Regions from separate parts of the Mus musculus genome. Here regions 2, 3, 4, 5 and 6 are each linked to region 1. A link is a loop called in an ENCODE intact Hi-C map of the cell type or tissue named here. Cell type or tissue: left cerebral cortex. All regions are shown on one strand.

The links. A loop is a pair of places that touch in the nucleus more often than their neighbours do. Peaks named below come from ENCODE experiments on the same cell type or tissue, not always from the same donor. Only the 100,000 strongest peaks of a DNase experiment are listed, where the experiment ranks them.
Region 2: it touches region 1 in a loop (2.7-fold over the local background); 10 of 42 quality-filtered maps call a loop at or near these places.
Region 3: a loop joins it to region 1, with 2.3 times the contacts of the local background. A loop is called at or near these places in 14 of 42 quality-filtered maps.
Region 4: it touches region 1 in a loop (2.8-fold over the local background); 7 of 42 quality-filtered maps call a loop at or near these places.
Region 5: a loop joins it to region 1, with 2.6 times the contacts of the local background. A loop is called at or near these places in 13 of 42 quality-filtered maps.
Region 6: a loop joins it to region 1, with 7 times the contacts of the local background. A loop is called at or near these places in 16 of 42 quality-filtered maps.

The regions. Positions count from the first base shown.
Region 1 is chr12:80,257,220-80,261,219 of GRCm38, reverse strand. Actn1 (actinin, alpha 1) reads left to right here and starts at 857. Exons shown (of 21, transcript NM_134156.3): 1 at 857-1,233. The coding sequence starts at 1,129. In left cerebral cortex, CTCF peaks have their summits at 599 and 1,655; DNase peaks (open chromatin) are centred at 1,365, 1,584, 2,423, 3,464 and 1 more place; H3K4me3 peaks cover 3,771 bases; H3K27ac peaks cover 2,329 bases.
Region 2 is chr12:80,387,200-80,391,199 of GRCm38, reverse strand. The region is part of intron 5 of Dcaf5 (DDB1 and CUL4 associated factor 5); the gene reads left to right. Among named protein-coding and RNA genes, the nearest start is that of Mir1843a, 2.5 kb to the left of the region's middle. In left cerebral cortex, a CTCF peak has its summit at 1,535 (motif pointing right); DNase peaks (open chromatin) are centred at 1,535, 2,112, 3,302, 3,666 and 1 more place; H3K27ac peaks cover 2,558 bases.
Region 3 is chr12:80,372,155-80,376,154 of GRCm38, reverse strand. All of the region lies in intron 6 of Dcaf5 (DDB1 and CUL4 associated factor 5), which reads left to right. Among named protein-coding and RNA genes, the nearest start is that of Mir1843a, 18 kb to the left of the region's middle. In left cerebral cortex, no CTCF peak of the experiment used is centred here; a DNase peak (open chromatin) is centred at 2,483; H3K27ac peaks cover 457 bases.
Region 4 is chr12:80,339,412-80,343,411 of GRCm38, reverse strand. Dcaf5 (DDB1 and CUL4 associated factor 5) reads left to right here. Exons shown (of 9, transcript NM_177267.5): 9 at 3,136-4,000. Among named protein-coding and RNA genes, the nearest start is that of Mir1843a, 50 kb to the left of the region's middle. In left cerebral cortex, a CTCF peak has its summit at 2,157; DNase peaks (open chromatin) are centred at 1,993, 2,278 and 3,842; H3K27ac peaks cover 1,683 bases.
Region 5 is chr12:80,364,044-80,368,043 of GRCm38, reverse strand. Dcaf5 (DDB1 and CUL4 associated factor 5) reads left to right here. Exons shown (of 9, transcript NM_177267.5): 7 at 3,974-4,000. Among named protein-coding and RNA genes, the nearest start is that of Mir1843a, 26 kb to the left of the region's middle. In left cerebral cortex, no CTCF peak of the experiment used is centred here; DNase peaks (open chromatin) are centred at 1,670, 1,892 and 2,496; H3K27ac peaks cover 2,011 bases.
Region 6 is chr12:80,196,896-80,200,895 of GRCm38, reverse strand. It overlaps Actn1 (actinin, alpha 1), which reads left to right. Exons shown (of 21, transcript NM_134156.3): 4 at 1,829-1,915; 5 at 3,883-3,970. Among named protein-coding and RNA genes, the nearest start is that of Actn1, 61 kb to the left of the region's middle. In left cerebral cortex, CTCF peaks have their summits at 953 (motif pointing right), 2,200 (motif pointing left) and 3,315; DNase peaks (open chromatin) are centred at 2,182 and 3,327.

The DNA of each region.
Region 1 (4,000 bases):
CTAGTTTCAGCAAAGTGTAGGTAGGGAAGCTGTAAAAGTGGGGAAGGAGGAAACTAGTCTCCAGAAGGTAGCTTCAGCTGTGTTAGTCCACCGGGGAATACCTGCCAAGGAACCTGGGAAGCCGGACAGCCAAGCTGCCACACAAGAAGTCCGCAGCGGGCCAGTGCACGGAACCCTAGAGAAGTACCCAAGGATCCTTGGCGAGGCGGGAAACTCAGTGGGCTGAGAAATGCCAGCTAGCCACAAATCTGGCTCTAGAAGGACAGGGATCAGCCTGGTCCCGAGGGGCGGGGCGGGAGCAGTGGTGGAATCAGGAAATTCCTTTCTACTGTGGGCCCTCCCAACCCCTTTCCAGGGTGCCGACTTGTCCCAACCTAGTTTCCCCGAGAAAGAGAAAACGAAATATGCCTTGGGTTTCCCCGCGCCCTGCTGGGGTTTGTAGCTTGCGTGGGACCGCAGGAACACCGGTGCGCCGGAGTTCTGGGCCTTCCCGCCGGCAGGGAACGGGACCAATCCTCAGCGACTCCTCGGGCTCCGGAGCACAGTGCCATTTGGTCCCCGAGCTCTGGGAGGCGTCCCCAGGCTCCACTCCGGTTCAGCTTAAGGTGGTGTCACATGAGCTGCGGGGGAGTGGGAACCCAGGGAGTGGGCGGTGGCGTGCGCGCCCGGAGGGGGCCGCCCAGTCCACCTATATGCACAGAGACCCGCCTGACGGATGCCAGGAATTCCCAATGAGAGGCGCTGGGGGGAAGTTTGGGCAACTCGGCCTGGCCAATGGAGAACCTCGGGAGGGCTCTGCCCCTTCTCCCCGCCCCCGCCCGCCTCTGCTCCCGCAGCGCGAGTGTTCACTGAGAGCAGTGTGCGTGGAGATTAGGTCCGAGCGCGCGCCCCAGGAAGGCAGTCCGCGAGCTCCAGCCGCCGCCGGCAGCAGCAGCCTCTGCGAACAGAGCCGCGGCGGAAGCGGGCGCAGGGGAGCGAGCCCGGCCCCGCCAGCCCAGCCCAGCCCAGCCCGGCCCAGCCCAGCCCAGCCCAGCCCTGCCGACACCCTCCCCACACCCGGGCAGCAGCCGCCGTCGCCTGGAGAGAAGGTGGAGGAAGAAATCCAGCTCCTAGCACGCACGCACCATCATGGACCATTATGATTCCCAGCAGACCAACGACTACATGCAGCCTGAAGAGGACTGGGATCGGGACCTGCTCCTGGATCCGGCCTGGGAGAAGCAGCAGAGGAAGGTTAGCAGCCACCCCCACCCGCTACAGCCCTGAGCCCTGATCCGCTCTGGCCGCTGCACTCCTGGGCTCCGGGTTGGAAACCAATTCCCGGCGCGCAAGAGCGGAGGCGGGGACATCGCGGCCACTGCGAGGTGGGGTATTGAGTTACAGGCACCGGGCGGGAGAGCGGAGCACCCCTGCCCTGGAGCCCGCGAACAGTTCGCCGCGGCGCGGGGAGGTGGCGCCGCCGGAGGGCAAATCGCCTCAGAGCGGGTGGTCCGGGCCACCCCGGTGCAGCCGAAACTGTCTCCCCGTGGGCAAGGCGCGGGGGCGATGCTCCAGAGGCTGGGGCTGAGACTTAGGCTCCATGGCTGCTTACTCGGGATCGATTTTCTCCTTCCTTCTTTTTCCTGGCGCCTCCATATGGCGTGCGGTGGCAGCACGCTTCCTGGGCCGCCCCTGGGGCTCTGTACCATAGGGGCAAGCTGCCCCGACTACTGCGCCCCGAGCTGGGTCTGCAGACAGTGGGCAGAGCCGGTGTCGGAGGGTTTGGCGACCTCCTCGGGATCTACCTGGAAGTGGACGTTCCGGAGTGCGGCTGGAGCTGAGAATCGGGGGTCGTTCGCGGGCTCCTCAGGGCCTTGTGGGGGCGGGGTCAGGACGGTGAACGGTTTTATTGCTAACTCAGTGAACTGGTGGCTGCAAACCCTCACATCTGTGTTCTGCCCGGTTCTTTTGCTGGCGAAACGCGAGTTTGAGTAGCTTGGCTCTAGTTGGGCTCCTGGTGGAGAGACAGTCTCAGGAGATATTTGGGGTTGTTCTCCGAGGATCCACGGCCCTGTATCCTAGTCGCCATCAGCAAGGTTCGGGATATGCTGCCCCGTCTGAGCTGAGAAATTGGCGATGGGTCCGGAGCGTAATGGCTATAGGCAGGAAGAGGTCAGAAACCTCTCTTGCTTGGGGAGGGGGAGACATTAACCCTGTCACGGCTTCCTGCCTGAGCAGAGAGCGCGTTCCTTAGGCGGCCACGTACCCTGACCCCCCAACACCCAACTCCCGTTCAGTCCCCCCCCCCCCACTTCGTGATCTGGGAATGGGGGGGGGGGTGTACAGGATGGCGCGTCCCTCTGGATAGTGCGGTTAGGGCTGGGCTTGAGGGAGAATGCTCATGTCCAAAAATGGTAACATTCATTCCCTTTTTTAAACTTAAAAGGGGGGGAGTTTAGTGAGCCGGCTGAAGGTTTTTTTTTTCCCCCAGCTAAAGGCATCCTGTATTAGCTCACTCAGGAATCCTAAGCCCTGAAACGGTGCCCTTTTGCTCACTTCATCAGACCAGCAGAGGTAATTTAAAACACACCACAATGGGCTTCCTTAAACAGGCAACCTGGGGCCCTGCCCCTGTCTCTTACTGCAACAGCAACTTAAGAGCGTCTCTTGGCTTTGAACTGACTTCTTTGTAATGTATTAGTAGCTTACAGACACCGCCCTCTTCCTGTCAGCCCCCCCCCCCCTTTTCTGGAAGGACTGAGGGCTGAGGGTCTTTCCCCCTTCTTCACTCTCGAATTTATTTCCTGGGACTGTTGATGGAAGAGAAAACTGAGTGAGAAGTTTGGAGATTTCCAGGGAGGACGAGAGATGCCCTCCTTCCCCTGCTTCTTTCTGTCAAAAAAAAAAAAGTTTCTTAAAGTGACTTTTTTTTTTTTAAAGTGTGCATTGATGTTTTGCCAGCATGTATGTCCCTGTGAGGGTGTCAGATCTTCTGGAACTGGAGTTACAGGCAGTTATGAGTTGCTACGTGGGTACTGAGAATTGAACCTGGGTCCCTGGAAAGCGCAGCTGATGCTCTTAACGGATGAGCCATTTCTCCAGAGTTTTAAAAAAAAATCTTTCTTAAGAAGGGGTTAGGATTAGAATGGTGGAAATCTTAGGCTCTTCTATGGAGAATAGAAGTCCCTTCCAGGAGTCCACCTTTGTGCTGGAAGAGACAGGAGTGATGGAGTTGTTGAAGATACTGAGCCTTGGGCCGATATGCTCACTCAGTATTAAAGAATGAATGGCTGGACAAACATATTCAATAGAGTTGGAGAGAAAATGATAGCCTCCCAGAACACAAACTTGGTAGGAACAGACGCCGGGGGAATTTGGTCATCATCTCCGGGCATATGTAATATATGTAGGCTGATGTTGGCTAATGTGGGCAGCATGGTACCCATTTTATCTTGGAGATCCCAGCAGCCCTGTGAGCTAGACACATGTGAGGATGAGTAGGCCGGTTAAGAGAGAAGTAGCCTGGGCCGAGGGCGGGTGTACAGCGCACTGGAAGCAGCTGGAGGAAGGATAGAGAACTAAGTCTGGCATCCCAAGCCAGTAGGTTTTGGGATAATCAGGGAATCTACATTAGCTTAGGTTAATAGTGGCAGCCTGGCAGAAGGCCCTCTGTTTTTGACTGGAAAACCTGGTTCAAGATTGTGGCCATTGGCCGTTCATTCTCAGTTGCCTTCTGTGAGCATACGTTTCCTCACCTGAGTAGTGCTTAGCAGAATGATAGGACATTTCTTAAGGTGTAAAGCCAGCACCACGTAGGGTTTGCTGTTCTTCCTACCGAGTAGGGTGGGTGTTATATGGGACCACCGCCTATGAGTGAACAGGGCCAGAGGAGGCAGAGGAGAATTGAGGTGACACGGTGCGGTGGGAGCCATGAGAGGCAGAGGACAGCCTGATTTTAGCCCCGGTGCAGCATAGCTGTTTGCGAGACTGTGGGCAAGTCACTTCCTTCTCTCTCCTCTCT
Region 2 (4,000 bases), 130 kb before region 1:
AGCCCAAGGTAGCCTCAATATCTGGCCGTCCTCCTGTGCCATCTTCCCAAGTGCTCACTACAAGAGTGGCCCCCACACTTAGCTAGCCGGTCTCTTCCCCTTCTCCTCTTTCCTACCTACTGGCACATTTGTTAAACGCCTGCTTTCTCCCCAGCGCTCTGTTCTATTCTCCATTGCTTTTCTTAATGCCGTCCTCACTCCTACAGTTTTTCTGGGTGAAATCCTGGAGCCCCGCATAGGTTTCCTTGCTCTAATCGTGCCTGGCACCTCAAGTTCCAGCAGCCTCTCCGTCATAGCTGTCACCTCCTTCCCATAGTTGCTGTCCACACTGCCTCTTTACTTGGAATTTTGTATTTAGAGCAGCAGATTCTTAAACAATTTTTGCTGTTGTCTTATAGCTCGTTGGGGTTATCTTTGTTCATATTTATATACCCAGAACATATATTGTGTATGATGCTATAAAAATTTAAATAATTTTTAATCAATAACCTATTTCACTAGATTGAAAAATAAAAGAAGAACTGCTTAAGCAGCCTGTCCTTCTGTGCAGTCTCTCTTCTTCTAGATACAACACAAGGATTTGTCCTCTTTTCTTTTGATTTATTAAAACTTTTGTTGTATACGTATGCGTATTCGTTTGCATCTGCATCATGTGTGTGCCTAGTGCCTGTAGAGACCAGAAGAGGTCATTGGATCTCCTGGAACTAGATTTACTGGTGTTATGAGCCATCATGTGGATGTTGGAAATCAAATTTAGGTCCTCCATAAAAGCAGCCTGTGGCTCTTAAGTTCTGACCCATCTCTCCATCCCCCTTTTTCTGATTTTTGTTACAGGGCCTTGTTTTGTAACACAGACTGGCCTGGAACTCATGGTGCCCCAGCCTCCCAAGTACTAGAACTACAGTTGTCCTAGTGTACACCGCTCTCCTTGTTGTTCATCTGCTCAATTCCTAGCTACCCGAGGAAACTCCCTCACTAGACCTCCCTGGCAGATCTTTAAAAGCTTGCCCCTTGTGTTCTTAGCACCTACCATGGCGTTGCCACAAAATATGTATCTAGTGAGTCAAATTTCCTCTTACTCTGAGGGGATTTTACTAAGTGACTCTGTTTTGTCCTCAGGGAAACCAGTTGCTGTCCTTTCCCAGGTGCAAGGGTCACTACCCAGAAAGAGGCATGCTAATCTGTTCTGTAGTTCTTGATTTTTTTCTGAATCTTAAAGGACCATGTTGTTTGCATCTTTAATCTCTAGTGTGTAGCATAGAACCTGGGATATTATGGGAACTTAGTAAATGTTGAGTGAATGCTTAGAACTATAGTCAAATGTAAATAGTTTGTTTTCAGTGTTCTTTTTAGGATTTGGGTGGGATTAAGACTATGTAGTCTAATCTTCTTGTCTCAGCCTCTCCAGCCAAGCAGTCCATACGTTCGAAGTGTAATAACAGGGACCTTAGTGGGAGGTACACACATTCCTGTTGGGCTTTTCATGTAAGAGACAAGGCCAGGTATTCTAGTAAAGTTGCTTTCTAGCTTTAAGGCACAAGGTGGCACTGTGAAATCAGTTTTGCTCATTGGTGGAGGACTCCAGGCTCACATGTCCTTTAGACTTCATGATTATCAAGCATCAGGTTGCTTGGTTTAAGTGCTCTAATGAAATTTGTGCCCAGAGATTGAACTGTTGGTCTAGAGCAGTGGTTCTCGACCTTCCTAATGCTGTGACCCTTTAATCCAGTTACTCATGTTGTGGTGACCTCAACCGTGATATTATTTTCATTGCTACTTCACAATTATAATTTTGCTACTGTTATGAATCGTAATGTAAATGTTTGTGGAGATGGAGGTTTACTAAAGCGTTCACAACCCACAGGTAAGAACCACAGGTCTAGAGTGAGACCTATGTATGAGCTACTGCCTTTAAGTAAATATTCTATACGCAATTTTAGCAACTTGGCTTTTCTCCAATAGTGGAAGGTGTCTGTGGTTGCCGAGAGAGGTTGGATTTTCTTTTAAGCTCACAGACCTATGGTCAGAGGACAGCACTGTGAAGTAGGTTTCTTGTCCGCTGCCTCTGTGGACTCCAGGGATCCAGCTCAGACGGTCAGGCTTACCCAGCAGTACTTTGCTCCCTTAGCCGTCTCTATAGTATCTGTCTTTTTAAAGACTTATTTTATGTGTGTGCTTTGCCTGCAAGTACCACGTGCATGGCTGGTGCTAGCTCTGGTGGAGGCCAGAAGAGGACATCAGATCCTCTGGAACTAGAGTTACCTATCCTCGTTTGTGGTATTTGTTAGCCACCTTGTGGGTATTGGAAACTGAACCCAGGCCCTCAGAGCTACATATACTCCTCAGTACCGGGCATCTCTCCAGTCCCTTCCCTGCTCTTTGTGGATTTGGGGCAGGGGGTGTTTGGTTTGGTTTTATTTGAGACAGATTTTATTTTTTTATTCACTGTAATTGAACTGTATGTAGCTCAGGCTGGCCTTGAACTTGTGATCTTCCTGCTTAATTTTTGAGTGTTAGTATTTTAGGCCTTCACCACAGTGCTTCCCTGAAGCCTCTCCCTTAAAGATAGCTTTGAACTTACTGGACAGGCAAATGTCAGGAGCTGTGTGAAACTTTTAAAGACAGGGTCTCACCTTGATGTGCAGGGTGAGGGGATACGGCGCGGGGGGGGGGGCAAGGGGGCCTGCACCTTCTCAAGAGAAGGGGAAGAGGGGATGGGGAAGGATTGTAGGAAGGGGTGACTTGGGGGGGGGCAGTGAGCAAGATGTAAAGTGAATATAAATAGATAAATAAAAGACAGACAGACAGACAGACAGACAGACAAGGTCTTCGGGCTAGAGAGATGGCTCAGCGGTTAGGAACACTGACTGCTCTTTCTGGAAGTCCTGAGTTCAATTCCCAGCAACCACATGGTGGCTCACAGCCATCTGAAATGGGATGCGATGCACTCTTCTAGTGTGTGTCTGAAGACATCTGCAGTGTACTCATATAAATAAAACAAATAAATAAATCTTTAAAAAAAAAAAAGACAGAGTCTCAATCTGTAACCTTGACTGCCCTAGAACTTACTATGTAGTCCCAGATGGCTTTAAACTAGTATAAATCTGCCTTCCTCTGCCTTTCCAGTGCTGGGATTAAAGGCATGGCACCTCACCTAGTTTAGGATTTTTAAAATTTTTATTTTTATACTCTAAGTCAAGACTTTTATAGACTGCTATCTTGATCTTTTAGATAATATATTCAAACCACTGTTTATTACTGGCTTCTGTTCCCAGCACACACATGGTGACTTACAAACCAACCATTTGTAAGTCAGTCCCAAGGGACCTGCCTCCTACCTCAGGCCACCTCTGACATTGCACACATGCACACAGACATACGAGCAGGCAAACACTCATAACTATAAAATTAATAAAAATTTAAAAATTAAAACAAAAGGATGGAAGCAAGGAAGTTTAGTTGCAAATTCTTTTGATAATCTAGTACAGCATGAAATCATTCGGGATGGTCATACAGAATTTGTTAAATATAAAAATAAGTAAAATACAAAGTGTTGCATTGCATGTAATGGTGATTTGTGTCATAAATGTGGGTGTACTGGGAAGCTGCATAAAATGCATTTATTACAAAGATATAAAAAGAATCTGGAAACCATGGCAATCACACTGTCAGCCAGAGCGACTCATTCTTGGCGAGTGGCTCCTGTATGAAGCACATCTCCTCCTGCATCATCCTGTCTCACTCGCCATACTCTGTGACCTCTTGGTCTTCTTTCATTTCAGGGGTTTTCCCCTAAAAGTTCTCAGAAGCTATCCAATTGCGAATATTGTTTTCTGATCCTTTCCTGCTTGGAATCTTCCAGCCCCTTCCCCTTTTGCTTTTTCCCCTGTTCTGTGGTCTTGTCACCTAGGGCTGTGTGTGCACCTCCTTCAGATCTCCTCCACCTTCCGAACTTCAGATCTTCCTCCCTGCTCCTGTACCATCCCTGGTGCTAGTAGCA
Region 3 (4,000 bases), 110 kb before region 1:
TGAAGATACAGCTGGTTTCACCTTACAGATTAGTATACAATGATAGAAACATTGATTGTCTTTGATTTCATCAATTATTTGACTAAGTTATTATTACTTTTATCCTAGTGGGAGAGTCTGTAGGCGTTATAGTCTCTGTGGTTGCAGTAAAAAGTTTTTCTTGGATGAAAGAGGATGTAAGTTACTGCCTCTGGCCTTGAGTCAGCCTTCAGGCTGCTCATAGCCCCCTTTCAGATTATCCGAGATATCTAACCTAGTGGATTAGGAACTAGATTTATGTTTGACTTTTTTTTTTTTCAGTCCTCAAGGGCTAGGAAGAGAGCTAACTCATCACTGCCTTGTCTCAAGGCCTAGAATGTCGTAAGAGTACTCTAAGGATCTGTTGAAGTGACTCTTGAGTACTTTGGTCGGTGTATAATATTAGCTTTCTGGACAGAAGCTTCTATAACTATAAATCAGGATTGATAATAGTTTTTTTTTTCCTGCTCAACTTTTAGAGAGGCTTTGATAGGATAAATTAAGTAATGGATCTGTACCAGGCAGTGGTAGCGCATGACTTTAATCCTAGCTTTTGGGAGGCAGAGGCAGGCGGTTCTCCTGAGTTTGAGGCCAGCCTGGTCTACAGAACAAGTTCCAAGATAGCCAAAAAAAAAAAAAAAAAGCTATGGATTTATAGTAAAACTAGTCAATTAAGCTTATAATTGTAAGTGTGCAAACAGTTTAAGTGCCAAACAGACTTACTGTCCTAGTCATAGAAAATATTTTTTAAAGGTGATTCGATTCGTTCATAGGCTCTGACTTTCCATAGCCAAGGTTAATGCCGCATTGGCCAGTTCACAGTGATCTATATTCTGGCAGCTTTTTAGACTAGTTCAGACAGGATCTTTTGGCTGCCCTTTTGTTTGTTTTGTTTTGAGACAGTATTTCTCTGTATAACCACCCTGGCTGTCCTGGAACTTGCTTTATAGACCAGGCTGGCTTTGAACTCACAGAGATCTGCCTGCCTCTGCCTCCTGAGTGCTGGATTAATGGCTCCACCATGCCTGGCCTTTTTTGCTGCTTTTAAGTTATTTGTTTGGGGCAGGGTCTCAACTCATTGCCCACTCGGGCTTAAACTTGCAATCATAATGTCTCAGCCTTGTAAGTGGCAGGGTCACAGCAGCTGACACTTAGTTGGTCTTTATCTCTGACATCATTCCTGTGTCTGTACTCCAAGAACTCCTGCAGCCTGGGACTCTGTGCTGTGCAGTCTTCCTTGAGTCATAGGCTAGGTAACGGGAGAGGAATTTGGGGATTTCCATAATAGGAATGAATGACCATGTATGACCCCACCTATCTAGACAGCCTTCTAGCTTTTAATTACAAAGTGATTAGTCAGACCCCATCTATAGATCTAGCTATTGTGCCAGAGGGCCTGCACTTATTTTTATTTTTAATTTTTACTATCCAAGGTTCACTAGATAGTTCATTGGCCTCAAAATTAAATTAATGTTTTGATAAATTATACTCAAGGAATAAAATATGAAATAATGAAGAGCCCACCTGTGCCTTCTAAGTTCTAACCACAAAGCTATCCAAGATCATTTGAACCAACTCTTCCTTTTGAGAAATCTGAGGTTCAGAAAGGTAAGGTGACCAGATTATTGCTACATGTGTGTTTATAGCTAAGCAAGGACTACAACTCAGACTCAAAAATAAGTGAATTTGTCTGGCATATACAAAAAGGAAACTGCATTTAACTGGAAAGCCTGACTTCTGGCAATGTGGGATGGCTTCCACTCAGTTTCAGCCCATCACTGCCATGATAGCCGATGCGTTGCCAAGGATCTGACCTAACAAGTAGGTAGATTTTCTTGATTTTAATTACAGTGGCAAATTGATACTAATGGTAGAAATAGAGTGAATCTGTGAACTATCTGTATTCTGACATAGGCCTTCATGAGACCCCTGTCTGACTCCTCAGAGTTGTTTATCTCACGTGTGGTTCCATGGTCTGGCTGGTTAGTGGATGTGTGAGAACAGCCTTCCCTGCTTTATGCCTTTTAAAGCAATGCAGCAGGTGTTGGGGAGCATTTACTGTGCTCCAGGGGCTTTGGTGGGCCAGTCCCCGGCTTGATTTTCATTCACAGCCTCTGTATAGTCCGCCTTCCATGCTTTAGGCTGCCAGTGCATTGGTTGGTTGATCTCTAGTATATTTGAATTATCCAAATTTAACCATCTTCACCACTAGATTAAATGACAGTAACATTTAGACAGCTGGATATCAATAGTAACAAAAGGTTTGAATTTGTTCTTTTTCTTCTTGAGACACAGTCTCACTATGTGGCCCAAGCCGACCGTGAACTTTGGGCCTAAACTAATCCTCCAACTTGAGCTTCCTCCCTTGAGCATCAAGAGCTACAGGCATGGGCAGCTGTCCATCTGTGGACTTGATTTTCAGGAAGTACACCCTCTAGTCCCAGAGTCAGCATTCCTCCCCCAGAAGCCACCTGCGCTCAAATTCTCTCTCTGCTTTCACTTATCCTTACATTTTGTTTTTTATTGCTAAAGCTGGACTGGCTACATTCTGTCTTCTAAGCTTTACAGCCCCATGTACAGCCAGGTAGGCAAGCAAAGCTCTTAACAGGTTAAAGAGAATGCTAGTGTTCCACCTGCTGGCTTTCTGTACACACTAAGAAAGCAGCAGTTGCCTTTTATTCCTTCCTTCACGATTCCTTAAGTGTTTCTTGTCCCAGGCTGGGTCCAGCGGGATGCTCAGACTTCTGAAAAAGCAGTTTTTCATGCAAGCAGCTTGTATATCTAGAAATGGACGTGCTGATTATTTTAAAATCTTCCCTTTTCTAGTCTCAATTAATGCAAGGCCTGCTTGTCTCTATATCTTGCTGAAAAAGGAATAGAGAAGGAAAGGAAAATATGACCAAGTGTAGTTGAAAAGGTGAGCCACTGGGTGACAGAGCATTGGGCTCTCTTTCTTGGGGATTTGACAGTTGGCAAGGGCCCCCAAAATCATGCTAATGAAATCATTTGGCCCTCCTCCAAAGAGCTGTCTTGTGAATGAATCCATGAATCTAACAAAGTGTCCTTAAAGATGTGGCCTGGGGCTGGCGAGATGGCTCAGTGGTTAAGAGCGCCGACTGCTTTTCCGAAGGTCCCGAGTTCAAATCCCAGCAACCACATGGTGGCTCACAACCATCCGTAACGAAATCTGATACCCTCTTCTGGAGTATCTGAGGACAGCTACAATGTACTTACATATAATAAATAAATAAATCTTTAAAAAAAAAAAAAAAAGATGTGGCCTGGCCTTAGACATGATGTCACTGCTCACGTCTCTCTGTCGATGCTATGTGTATGTGTAGGATGAGGGGCAAGAATGTAGTATAGATTTAATGCTAGTAAATTTACTGATTAAAGATGGTGATGGCACATGCCTTTAACCCAGCACTAAGGAGGCAGAGGCAGTCAGCTCTCTGTTCCAGGCCAACCTGGTCTACAGAGTGAGCTCCAGGACAGACAGAAAAGGGGGTGGGGCTCTTTAACTACTCTTCCAAAGATCCTGAGTTCAATTCCCAGCAACCATATGGTGACTCACAGCCATCTATAATGGAATCCAATGCCCTCTTCTGGTGTGTCTGAAGACAGCTGCAGTGTACTCACATACTTAAAGTAAATAAATCTTTAAAGGAGGAAGAGGAAGAGGAGGAGGAAGACTACTACATGACAACAGCAGGAGAACTGCCCTGTCACACTATAGCTCTACTTTCTATGACTGTCACCCCTGGACTCCACATATGATATGTTCTTTTTCATATGAGATAAAAATATACTTTTTCTATAGGAAGATATAACTCTTGGATTCCATCCTTTGATTTGTTTTATGGCTTTTGGCCAATTTTTTTTTCCACTTCCTTGCTCATTTTCTTCTCTTGCATTTGAGTCCACATAGTGACCTTTAGGTACAGTTGGTTTCATTCCCCTTAAAGGTGAGGCCCAGAGTGAT
Region 4 (4,000 bases), 82 kb before region 1:
TAAAGAAATGAACAGTTTTATAATTGTTTGAAATCGTTCTGGACCAGGATAATGGGGAGTCAGTAATTCTGATGGCCAGCTAATGCCTTTTGGTCTTAAAGCTTTCTGGCTGACAGGTTCAGCCACCAATTAAAGAGGAAGCAGCATGCCTATCAATGCTTGGCTATAGCCTGTGTCGTGTTATCACTCTCATAATATGGTTGAGAAATGGAGGCTTTCCAGGGTGAAGGGATTTGCTCAGGACTGTGGGAAATGGTGGGACATGGGCTCCTGCTGCTCTGTACTGCTCTCAACCAAACACTGACTTCTAGGGAGAAGTTTTGTTTTGCTCTGAATCTTAGAGCTACATTAGAGCCCATCTAACTCACTGCTTGGGTGGAGGAGCCACGCCTCACCCAGGGTTACCAGTTAACTAGGAGCCCACCCTCCCAAGTCTCTTGCCTCCCGATCCGGGCTTATTCTGTTGCCTCAGTCTTCAGAAATACACAGTTGAGCTTAGTCTGTTTTGGCACCTTCCAGAGTCAACGTATAACTAACTTTAAACTTAGCCGGGCGTGGTGGCGCACGCCTTTAATTCCAGCACTCGGGAGGCAGAAGCAGGCGGATTTCTAAGTTCGAGGCCAGCCTCGTCTACAGAGTGAGTTCCAGGACAGCTGGGGCTACACAGAGAAAACCTGTCTCGAAAAACCAAACCAAACCAAACAAAACAAAAAAACTTGTGATATTTATTCCTGAAGAGAAAATGTAGGGACTTTGAGATTAGAGCTAGCTAGCTTGCTCGCTCGCTCACACTCTCTCTCTCCCTCCCTTTCTTCCGGAGCTGAGGACCAAACCCAGAGTCTTGCGCTTGCTAGGCAAGTGCTCTACCACTGAGCTAAATACCCAACCTGATATTAGAACTTTAAAAATGGCTTCTCAAGGGGCTGGAGAGATGGCTCAGTGAGTAAAAGCACTGGCTGTTATTCTTGCAGAGGACCTGGGTTCAGTTCCCAGTACCCACATGGCAGCTTCTAACTTTCTGTAACTCCAGTTTCAGGGGATCTGACTACCTCTTCTGGCCTCCAAAGTGGGCAAAACACTAAAATGCATAAGATAAAATTTTAATTTTAAAAAGTGGTTTATGAGGTAGGCTATGTAAAATAAAGTTTTTAATTTTAAAAAGTGGCTTATGAAGTAGTTAGGCCATTTCTGTGAGCAGAGTGAATTTTTATGAAGGAAAAATATATTTGTTTTCATATTAGGGAATATAGCTAATAACATTTTGTTATTTTTTAACTGGGAAAATTAAGCACTTGGCTCAGAATTAAGAATGAGACCTGAAAGCATCCTAAGGAACCCTTCAACTCCCTTCCTATTCACCAAACTCTGATATCCTCAGAGTCTGTTTGCAGAGATGGTTGGCTGAAGCTTGAGCCTTGTGCTGCCTGAGTATTTTCCACGCTTGTGATTGACTGTCACAAAGAATTTAACTGTCCTTCAAACTAAACCTTTGCTTTCTGCTATTTGCTCTATGGTTATTATATGGTAGCATTTAGTTAACATATCCCACCTCTACTGACCCCCTTGGGAACATGATCTTGTGACTTAATGAGTCACAGTCTCTTAATGGGGCTTCAGGGTCAACCCTGTCCTGGCTGTAGAAAGGAAACAAACTGAAAGAATACATCTGGGTTGCTGATGTTGAGAAGTAGCCAGCCTGAGGTGTCATAAGCCTCATGTGAACTGGAAGTCTCAGAGACCACCTATCAGAGATAGCAGTAGGCCTCGGAGGTTTCCTGGGAGGTGAATTTGCTCTTAGTGCGCTTTTGAGAACGTGGATGGGGTAGGATGGGACACTGTCCTCTGAGTTAGATGTCATCTAAAGTTAGGCACCAGCCTGTCAGGCAAGAAAATGGCTGAAATTTCATTGAGGTGCCATGGCTATGGGCTGGCATAACTGATTTGCTTGGTGTTATCCTGTGGACCTGTCTGGCTGTCAGGCAGAGTTGATTGCTCTCATTTGCATCAACAGCTTAGTTATCTTAAACTTGATTTTGCATAACTTAACTCCACTGTAGAGCTCAGGTTTTGACTAAAAACACCTGAGTTTAAAACTCTAGTTTTGCTATTTCCCAGCTATGAGTATATATCCTTAACCATGGGGGACCTGGTAAGGGATGGAGTTATAGTCACCCTCCAGGGGCAGTGCGCCTCATCTCTTCCTGAAGCTATGAGAATTACCCTTGAAGCAAGCCAGCAACTAACTCTCTGGTTAAGAGGACCCAGTTTCCTGGGTAACTGAGGCCTGCGTGTCCAAGAGGGAGCACAGTGTAGGCAGTTGTCTATTCTTGTCAGGCACTAGTGAGTAATTCTCATTGGTTAAAAATAGAATTTTGTTGTTTGGAAGAAGTGTGGCTATAGACTGAAATCTTTTTAGGGTGTGTATTTGATTGGTTAGTTGGTTGGTTTTTTTAGATGGGGTCTCACAATGTAGCCCTGGAACTCAGCTATGTAGACCAGACTGGCCTTGAACTCACAGAAACTGGCCTGCCTCTGCCTTTGCCTCTGAAATGTGCCACCATGCCTGACAAGGAATATTTTCACTCTGGAAAAACTCTTCTTTGTGCAAAGCTTAAGTCTTCTGAAATTTTTAAAAGTCATCTTTTAACCATCCTCTTAGATTAAAGTTATAATTTCCAATGTACTGGAAATGAAGGGGGCAGAGACAATATGTGAGTATCCTCCACCTAAAGATATGCTTAGGTCTCTGGATCCAAGTGTAATTCTATGCTCTAAGCTGCTTTTACAAACCTCTGAAAGCTGCATTTTTTGATAAACATTTTACAAGAGTCAGTCTAATAAAGAGTTAGGTTTTTGGTTTTTGGGTTTTTTTGTTTTTTGTTTTTTTTGTTTTTGTTTTTTTAAAGACAAGTCCTGGCTATATAGCTCAAGTTGTCCTCGTGACCTCCTTTCTTACCGTCCCAAGTGCTAGTATTACAAGAGTGCCATTGTACCGTAAGGAAAATGGTTTTGAAGTTGCTTTGAGACTTTAAAATGACAGTGATCTGGGGGGAGCTCTTTACTGGTATTGATCATGGCCAACTACTGAACACTTCCCATTCAATTTGCTTGCTTTGTTTTTCATCTTCTGTGTAGATCTGGAGCCCATACAAGCAGCCAGGATGTACAGGTGACCTGGATGGTCGGATTGAAGATGACTCCCGCTGCCTCTACACCCATGAGGAGTACATTAGCCTTGTTCTGAACAGTGGAAGTGGCCTGTCCCACGACTACGCTAACCAGTCAGTCCAGGAGGACCCTCGGATGATGGCTTTCTTTGACTCCTTGGTGCGTCGTGAAATTGAGGGCTGGAGCTCAGACTCGGACAGCGACCTCAGCGAGAGCACTATCCTCCAGCTGCACGCAGGGGTCAGTGAGCGCTCAGGCTACACTGACTCGGAATCTTCAGCCTCACTGCCCCGCTCCCCACCTCCCACAGTAGACGAGTCTGCGGACAACGCCTTCCACCTGGGGCCCCTGCGCGTCACTACCACAAATGCAGTGGCGTCAACCCCAGCAACGCCAACATGTGAGGATGCGTCCTCTCGGCAGCAGCGCCTGTCTGCTCTGAGGCGTTACCAGGACAAACGCCTCTTGGCCCTGTCCAATGAGTCCGATTCTGAAGAGAATGTTTGTGAGGCTGAACTGGACACAGATCTCTTCCCTCGGCCACGGTCGCCCAGCCCTGAGGATGGGTCCAGCAGTCCCAGCAGCTCCACCAGCTCTGAGGATGAAGAGGAACTGAACCAACGCCGAGCCACCACCCGGCAGCGGAACGCCATGCGGAGGCGACAAAAGACAGCCCGGGATGAGCGGCCCACTGGTCCAGCCAAGTCCACCAACACCTACATTGGAGAGGACAATTACGACTACCCACAGATCAAGGTGGATGACCTCTCCCCCTCCCCAGACTCCTCCCCTGAGCGGAGCGCTTCCACTCTGGATGTTCAGCCAAGCCGGG
Region 5 (4,000 bases), 110 kb before region 1:
TTCTATTCTACCTTATAAGGTAAAGGCTCCTAAGAACTGAGATTTGAGGGGAGGGGGGTTGTTTGCTTTGAGAAAGGGTCTCTCTATGTAGCCCAGGCTGGCCTCAAACTCACAGAGATCTGCTACCTCTGCCTCCTGATTTCTGGGATTAAATGGACCCAGTTTCAACACCCCCAATACACACACCATCTGGGACCCATGCAGAACACTGGATCATGGTGGCCCAGTCTTGTAATCCCAGTGATTAGGAAAGAAAGAGAAACCAATACAGACAGACAGACAGACAGACAGAGAGAGATTACACCTCTGCTTTATGAAGTTCAGCTTTATGGTTTAGTACAAGTGATTATGAATGTTAATGAGAGCATGGACTGTAGATTTCTCTTGGGAGTGATTGGCATTAGAGCTCTTCTGTCTCTGTTTCTACAGCAGAAATCTTTCAGAGAGCACACCAGGACTTCAGTGCCGTGAGCACTGACCATTGCCAGGCCTCACTAAGTCTGATGTTTCATCCAGCCCAGACCTAGGAGGCAACCTTAGGAAAGGAAGCTCTACTCCCAGTGGTGAGGTTAAATGTGTCACTACCTCAGGGCCCACTTGAGATAATCTTCTACACACATTGAAAAAAGTGGAGCCTAATGACAAAGGCCTGTGGTGGCAAGTTCAAGGTCAGACCGGCAAGCTAGTAAGACACAGTCTCAGAACAAGTTTTAAAAGGTCAGGAGGAAGGCCCCTTGGTCTTGCAAACTTTATATGCCTCAGAACAGGGGAACGCCAGGGCCAAGAAGTTGGGGCGGGGAGGGCATGGGGGACTTTTGGGATAGCATTGGAAATGTAAATGAAGAAAATACCTAATAAATTTTTTAAAAAATGGAAAAAAAAGAAAAGGTCAGGAGGAGTACAGTTGAGGGGGTTTCCTGCCCAGCATGAGTGGAGCCTCAGGCTCATTGGCTACCTAATTTGTTATGCTTTTTACTTTGTTTTGTGATGTGCTGTGACTTTGTAGTCCAGGCTGTCCTAGAACTCTTTATAGTTTAAGCTAGGCTCTTCCTCACTTGGCCTCTTGCCTCAAAGCCGTCTGAATACTTGGATTACAGGTTTCAGCCATTACACAGAGTTTGCTGCTTTATATTTTAAATATCCCAGAATTCTCTGTCCCTTTTTGGAATAGTCTTCTCCCAGATAACCACATAATTTGCTCCCTCATTTCCTTCAGGGCTTTGCTCACAGTGCCATTTTATCAGAGAAGTCTTCTGTGGCCACCTTACATAAATGGAAACCACCTACCCCGGCTACCTCAGCTTCTTATCTAGATGGTTCCCTGTTCTTTTAATGCTTGCCCCCACTGGGAACGTCACGTATATATTTCTTGTTTCTTGTTCCTAACATTGTTCCCCTTTCCCACATTATATGTGTATAATTTTACCCGACTCAATAAAAGATGATTGTCCCGTGAGAGCAGAGACAGCGTTGCTTTCTCTTCGCCATTTCTCTTTCCTTCCCTAGAATAGTGCTCAATACATAGTAGACACTCAATAAATATTTGTTTAAAGAATAAAAGAATGAACTCATTTTATTTTCAGGCTCTCACAGTTAACAGTATCCCAGGCAGCCAACTGTTAATGTTGGCAAGAATCCAACAGCCAACCACTAAATGCCATAACTGAATTCTTCAGGGCAGCTTGTAATTCCAGTGTTGGTGTGAGCACTTACAGAGTCTGGCTAGATGTCAGTGGGTGGAGACACCCCACCCCCACCACCCCGGAAATGATCAGTCCTGGTAGATGGAAGAGTTTTAAGGAGAAGAACTATCAGAACTTGCTTTACCCCCAAAAGCATTGAAAGCATTCCAAGCATTTTCTGTGTGTTTGAGGAGCTATATCAGAACCAGCAGACTTAACTCTGGGAATGTTTTCTTCCTTCTAAGGCTGTCTTCTGAGTCAGCGTTCTGTCTGGACAGCTGGCCCCTTTAACGGTCCTGGGCTCTGCCCCAGTGAGTACTAAGCAATTAGGAAAATACTGATCTTTCAGTAAAGTAAGACTTCTGATGAGTATAGCCTTGTGGTATTGTTTTTAGTATGCATTTTTTGTTTATTTCGGTTGGTGAGGTTCAGAGAGGGAGGGAAGCAGGAATTTGATGTTAGGTTCATGGCTTCTTTTAAAGAAAACAAGAAAGAATGAGGTATGGACTAGCGAGTTTTGTTCTATGCATGCATGCATGCATGCATAAATACATACATGCATACATGCGTGTAATTAGTAGATGATTCTTTTGTGTTCTGGCTCCCTCCCTCTGCCGTACTAGAGGTTCAGTTTTCAGATGTAGCTAATTCTTTGGAAATGCAGTTCGCAGCAGAGCAGGGTAGTGTGGAAGACAAGGACTGCCTATGGCTACCAGCCCTTGAGTTTGCCCTTGAGAGGGGAGCCATAGAGCACAGACATCCTCATTCTTATGTCAGGACAGGAAGCTGGGCTGCTCACAGGCCCACTCACAGCAGTCTTTGGTTGTGGGCTGTTCCTGTGCAGCATTCACTTCTTGGAGCAACTTGCAAACATGCTCTGGAGAGGGAGAGCCTTTGTCAGAGATAGGGAGGCTAGCAGTAGGCAGCCAGGCAGAAGGTGGCCCAAGGGCGGGGAGCTACAGCGTCTGTCAACATCTGGAAATAAGTGTGTGCTCAAGGTGCTGTTTGTCACTGTTTGCTCATAACACAATGTATTTGTGAGTCTAATTAGTTAGGTTAGACCTAGCAATAATGATTTGAAGCTGCCACATAGAAAGACATCACTTACGTCCTTGTCATGGTTGGGTTGGAGGTAGCCTGCTGCTCCAGGATGTTAGGGAGATACAGAGAACCTTAGGATACTTGACCTCAAAGATCTCTATGAAGGGCCTAAGTTTTATTTTCTACACTTTTAAAAATTGTGACACAGCCGGGCGTGCACTTGAGAGGCAGAGGCAGGCGGATTTCTGAGTTCGAGGCCAGCCTGGTCTACAGAGTGAGTTCCAGGACAGCCAGGGCTACACAGAGAAACCCTGTCTCGAAAACCCTAAAAAAAAAAAAAAAATTGTGACACAAATATTATCTGAGATTTTTCCATGTAAAAGTACTAGGTTTTGATCTGGGTGTATATGTACATGCCTATAATCTTCATACCCAGGAAGGTGAGACAGGAGAATTAACAAGATTAAGATTAAGTCCAGCCTTGGCTACTTAGCAATACCCAGTTTCACACACACACACACACACACACACAGAGTACACTTTAGGAGCTGAGGTATAATTCAATAGCATGGTGTTTCACATGTATAAGGCCCTGGGCTCAATTCTCACTGTCCCTCAAACCTTTAATTTAAAGATGTACAGTTGTGGGGGCTGTTGAGATGGCTCAGAAAGTAAAGGTGTTTGCTGCCAAACCTGATGACCTGAGCTGTCCTCCTCAGGACCCACATAGTAGAAGGAGAGAGCAAACTGGGCAGTGGTGGCACATTCCTTTAATCCCGGCAGAGGCAGGCAGATTTCTGAGTTCCAGGACAGCCAGGACTACACAGAGAAACCCTATTGGGGGGGGGGGGGGGAGAGAAAAAAAAAAGAGAAGGAGGGAACAAATAACCGCAAGTTGCCTTCAGACCTCCATACAAGTGCATGGTATGCATGTACAAAAATAAAATAAATGAAAAGGTTAAAAAAAAAAACACCTTTTAATGTACAGAAAGGGAGGAAGAGAGGCACAGAAACGGTGATGCCACAAATGATGGAGCCTTGATGCACGATCTATTCTTCCCCCATTCCCCTCCACTGTGGGATCAGGGATCACAGGTTTCCGGCTCACATAGCGATTGCTTTTGCTCACTCAGCCATCTCCATGGCCCTGGTTCGTTTTTTAAATATTCTCTCTACAGAATGATATATGTAATTGGATATGTCTTTCCAATTATAAAATAACATATAAAATGTCTCTTTTGTTCCAACAGTACATCCTTTCAGGCTCCGATGACTTC
Region 6 (4,000 bases), 60 kb after region 1:
ATTTATTCATGTCTCTCTCGCCTGTTTACCGATGAGAGCTTAGACTCTGTGCATATCAATGTAAACCTTTTTAGCGGTACGGATGACAAAGTACTGGAGGTTGTAGATCAATGGTTCTCAACCCTCCTAATGCTGCAACCCTCTAATAGGGTTCCTCTGGTTGTGGTGACCACCCCCCCAGGCATAAAATTATTTTTGTTGCCACTTCATAGCTGTGCTTTTTGCTACTGTTATGAATTGTAAATATCTGGCATGCAGGATAGCTGATATATGACCCCTGTAAAAGAATAGTCTGACCCCTAAAGGGGTCAAGACCTATGAGCTGTTGTAGATGAAAGCTGTCTTTTACAAAGGTCATTATGAGGTGGGGCTTGGTAACACACACCTGTAATCCCAGCCTTTGGGAGGTGGAAGCAGGAGGAGCAATAGGCCAGCCTGGGTACGTGACCCCCCCCCACCCACCCCAGCTTTACAGACTCATCTAATGCCTCCCCTGTAGTAGTTCCTGCAGAGCTCGGGCTGACTGTCCTGAAGGGGAAACAGTTGTCTCCCACCACAGCTGTCTGGGACTCTGACATGAGCCTGTGGCCCGTCACTATCTGTGGCTCTGTTAACAAGTTACAACATGCTTTGTGTCCCAAGTGAACACTGGTGTTCCTTTGCCCAGCACACTAGTGTATTGTGGAGGAGAATAAGTAAGACATCCCTCAGATACTTTGTTCTTCACTGAGAGCAGCTTGCCATGGGCCTGCGGCTTACTGTCCTGTTCTGCAAACTGGTTTGGATTAAGAAGCTTCAGCTGAGCCTCACCTTTCAGCCCACAAGACTGAAACAGCTCTGTGGCTTAGGCTAAATTATAGTTTTCATTTGTTTTAAGTTGTCCTTACTTTTATTTCATATGTGTTTGCCTATATGAAGGTCTGTGCACCATGTGCTTACCTGCAGAGGCCAGAAGAGGGCGCTGGATCCCCTGGAACTGGAATTGCAGATGGTTGTGAGCTGCCTTGTGTGGATGCTGGGAACCAAACTGGGTCCTCTAGAAGAGCAGCCACTGCTCTTAACGCCTGAGCCATCTCTCTAGTCTTGATTTATATTTTTATTCTTGAAACCAAGCCTAGAAATCAAGAAAAAAAAAATGGAAAGAAAGGAAGGGAGGGAGGGAGAGAGAGAGAAAAGAAAGAAAGGAAAATGTGATAGAATTTGTTGAAAAGTGCAAGTACTAAATATGGCAGGGTGTCTGAGCTGTCATCTTGAGTGCGTTTTAAAACAAAAATCTATTTTAAAACTTAGGGCATCTTGAGGTTGACCAATCAGAGGGTTGTAAATGGCACCTCTTAAAATGGACGTGTGTAGCTTTCTTTTCCCTCCAGCTCTCTGCGGGAGTGGCTATTTTGAGAGCTGTGATTGTTCACAGACCCCATTTCATCGACCTCCCCCTCCCCACCTACGTGAGGGCTTAGAAATCCATCCCCTCCTATCCTCAGACTGGGTGACCATGGTTCCGGGTGTACAGCATCCTTCCTGATGAATACACTGTCTCAAGAGAATCACCTGTCCCTCCCTCACACCTCAAGTAACCTCTCCTGGCCAATCAAAGTGTCTGTGTGGAGCTGGGTGTGGCTTAGGAGCGGTGAGATCTGTGTGTGCTAGGTGTGATGTGTGTGAGTTTAATCCCTTGCGCAAATAAACACATGAATGAATATGTCAGTAATTTTTTTTTCCCTCCTGGAAATGGGCGGTTTGTGATGTTTGACGTCTAAGTGGCGTGACATGGCACTGTCTGGCTTGCTGCGATCCACCTAACGTGTCCTGCCACTGTTTTCTGTAGAAATTGTGGATGGGAATGTGAAGATGACCCTGGGCATGATCTGGACCATCATTCTCCGCTTTGCCATCCAGGACATCTCCGTGGAAGGTGGGTTTCTGCTTTGTTCTGTCCCTTCTCAAACTCTTCTCCCCCTGCCTTCCCTACCCTGTCTTCCTCTCTCTAGGCCCATCCAGAACTCCCTCATATGATTTCAAATAACCCCCAAAAGTATGTCAGCCCAGCGGCATTTCTGGCTTTGAGAATGCCAAGGCTGTTGTGGTTAAGTGTCTAAAAGCCTCACTTGGGCCCTTAGTGGCAAAGGATAAGAAACAGAACTTAGGAAAGTGAGGGGAGCCCCATGCCCACTGATGCGTTCATTGCTCCCCCTGGTGGCTACCTTCCAGATGTGCACAGGTTGCCCTGGTATGAGAGAGCAATCTCTCTGTATTCCTTACTCAGCCTTTTAAAAAAGCTTTGTGCCTGATATTCTGCTTATATCACATACTGTTCAGACTTTTCTATGTACATGATATATACATACAATAAAACCACACCTTTTTAAACGATGAGATTGAGATAAAATGCTTTTAAAATATACAGATTTAATTTTTTATGTGTATGGGTGTTTTTACCTGAATGTGTGCCTGCATATTGTGTGTGTGCCTTGTGCCCCAGCATCCAGAAGTGGGCATTGGATCTCCTGACACTGGGATTACAGTTTTCAGCTTCCCAGATGTGAGTGCTGGCAACCGAACATGAATCCTGTAAGAGCAACAAGCACTCTTAACCACCGAGCCATCTCTTCAGTCCCATAAAGATTTATTTTATATGTATATGTATATGCATATGCATCTGTGTGTGGTTATACAGGTGGGTGCTGGTGCCCTCAGAGGGCCAGACGCATTGGCTCCTGGAGCTGGTGTTATAGGCAATTGTGAGCTATTCTAACATGGGTGCTAAGAACCCAACTCAGGTTCCCTGCAAGGGCACTGAGCCACTTCTCTAGCCCCATGCCAACTCATAAGTAGATCTCACCATGTACCTCTGGTTAGCCTGGAAGCTGCTGTGTAGACCAGGCTCCCCTTGAACCCCAAGAGATCTACCTGCCTCTGCCTCTGCCTCTAGAGTGCTAGGATTAAAGGTGTGCCGCACACACCTGGCTCCCATGCCAATTTTATAATTGGTTGTTTGTACTTGAATCATTATAACCTTTGTGCTGATTCTTTTTTTTTTTTTTTTTTTTTTTTTTTTTTTTTTTTTTGAGACAGGGTTTCTCTGTATAGCCCTGGCTGTCCTGGAACTCACTCTGTAGACCAGGCTGGCCTCGAACTCAGAAATCCGCCTGCCTCTGCCTCCCGAGTGCTGTGATTAAAGGTGTGCGCCACCATGCCCGGTATTTGTGCTGATTCTTTAACATTATTTTAAAAGTCCATTTTATAAATTAAATATGTGAGGTCACTCGGGAACACCACTAGTAGTAAAGGCCACCACCTGCAGTTCACAGATCTGAACACACGGGGGCAGTGCAGCCTGAAGCCTTGGAGCTGGTAGTTCACCATCCCCTTGGGTGCCTGGCTTTTCAGATACCTGCCCGATCCACATACAATGACAGGGCACCAGAGCCAGATCAGTGCAGTAACAGGAAGAAGCCATGTTTCAGCCGAGCCTGGACAGGCATCCTTTCTTCCTGGTTCTCCACGCTCACCCTGTCAAGGGGCTTCTGGTCATGTAAGCTTCACGGGCGCTTACAGCTGTCCTTGGGACAGCCACCAGTTGCTGACTTACCTTATATTACAGTCATCTCTTGAATAGAAGGGAGTTAGGCAGATAGCCTCAGAAAGCTGCTGCTGCCTGGACGTTTTAGTCTATGGTGTGAGTGGCTTGCTTTTTTTTTTTTTTGTTTCTTAAATAACTTTTCCAACTTTGCCCAACAAATAGACATGGCGGCCTAGACTTCCTCCTGCCTCGTAACAATGGAATTGAGCTCTTGAGGTTCCTGTAGGGCCTCTTATGAGCAGTGTCCTCCCTCCCCTGGGTCAGCCCACCGACCTCCTTCCTCCACCCTCTTTCCACAGAGACTTCAGCTAAAGAAGGGTTACTCCTGTGGTGTCAGAGGAAGACAGCCCCATATAAAAATGTCAACATCCAAAACTTCCACATCAGGTGAGTGCTGCAGCCAGGAGGAGGCTGGCC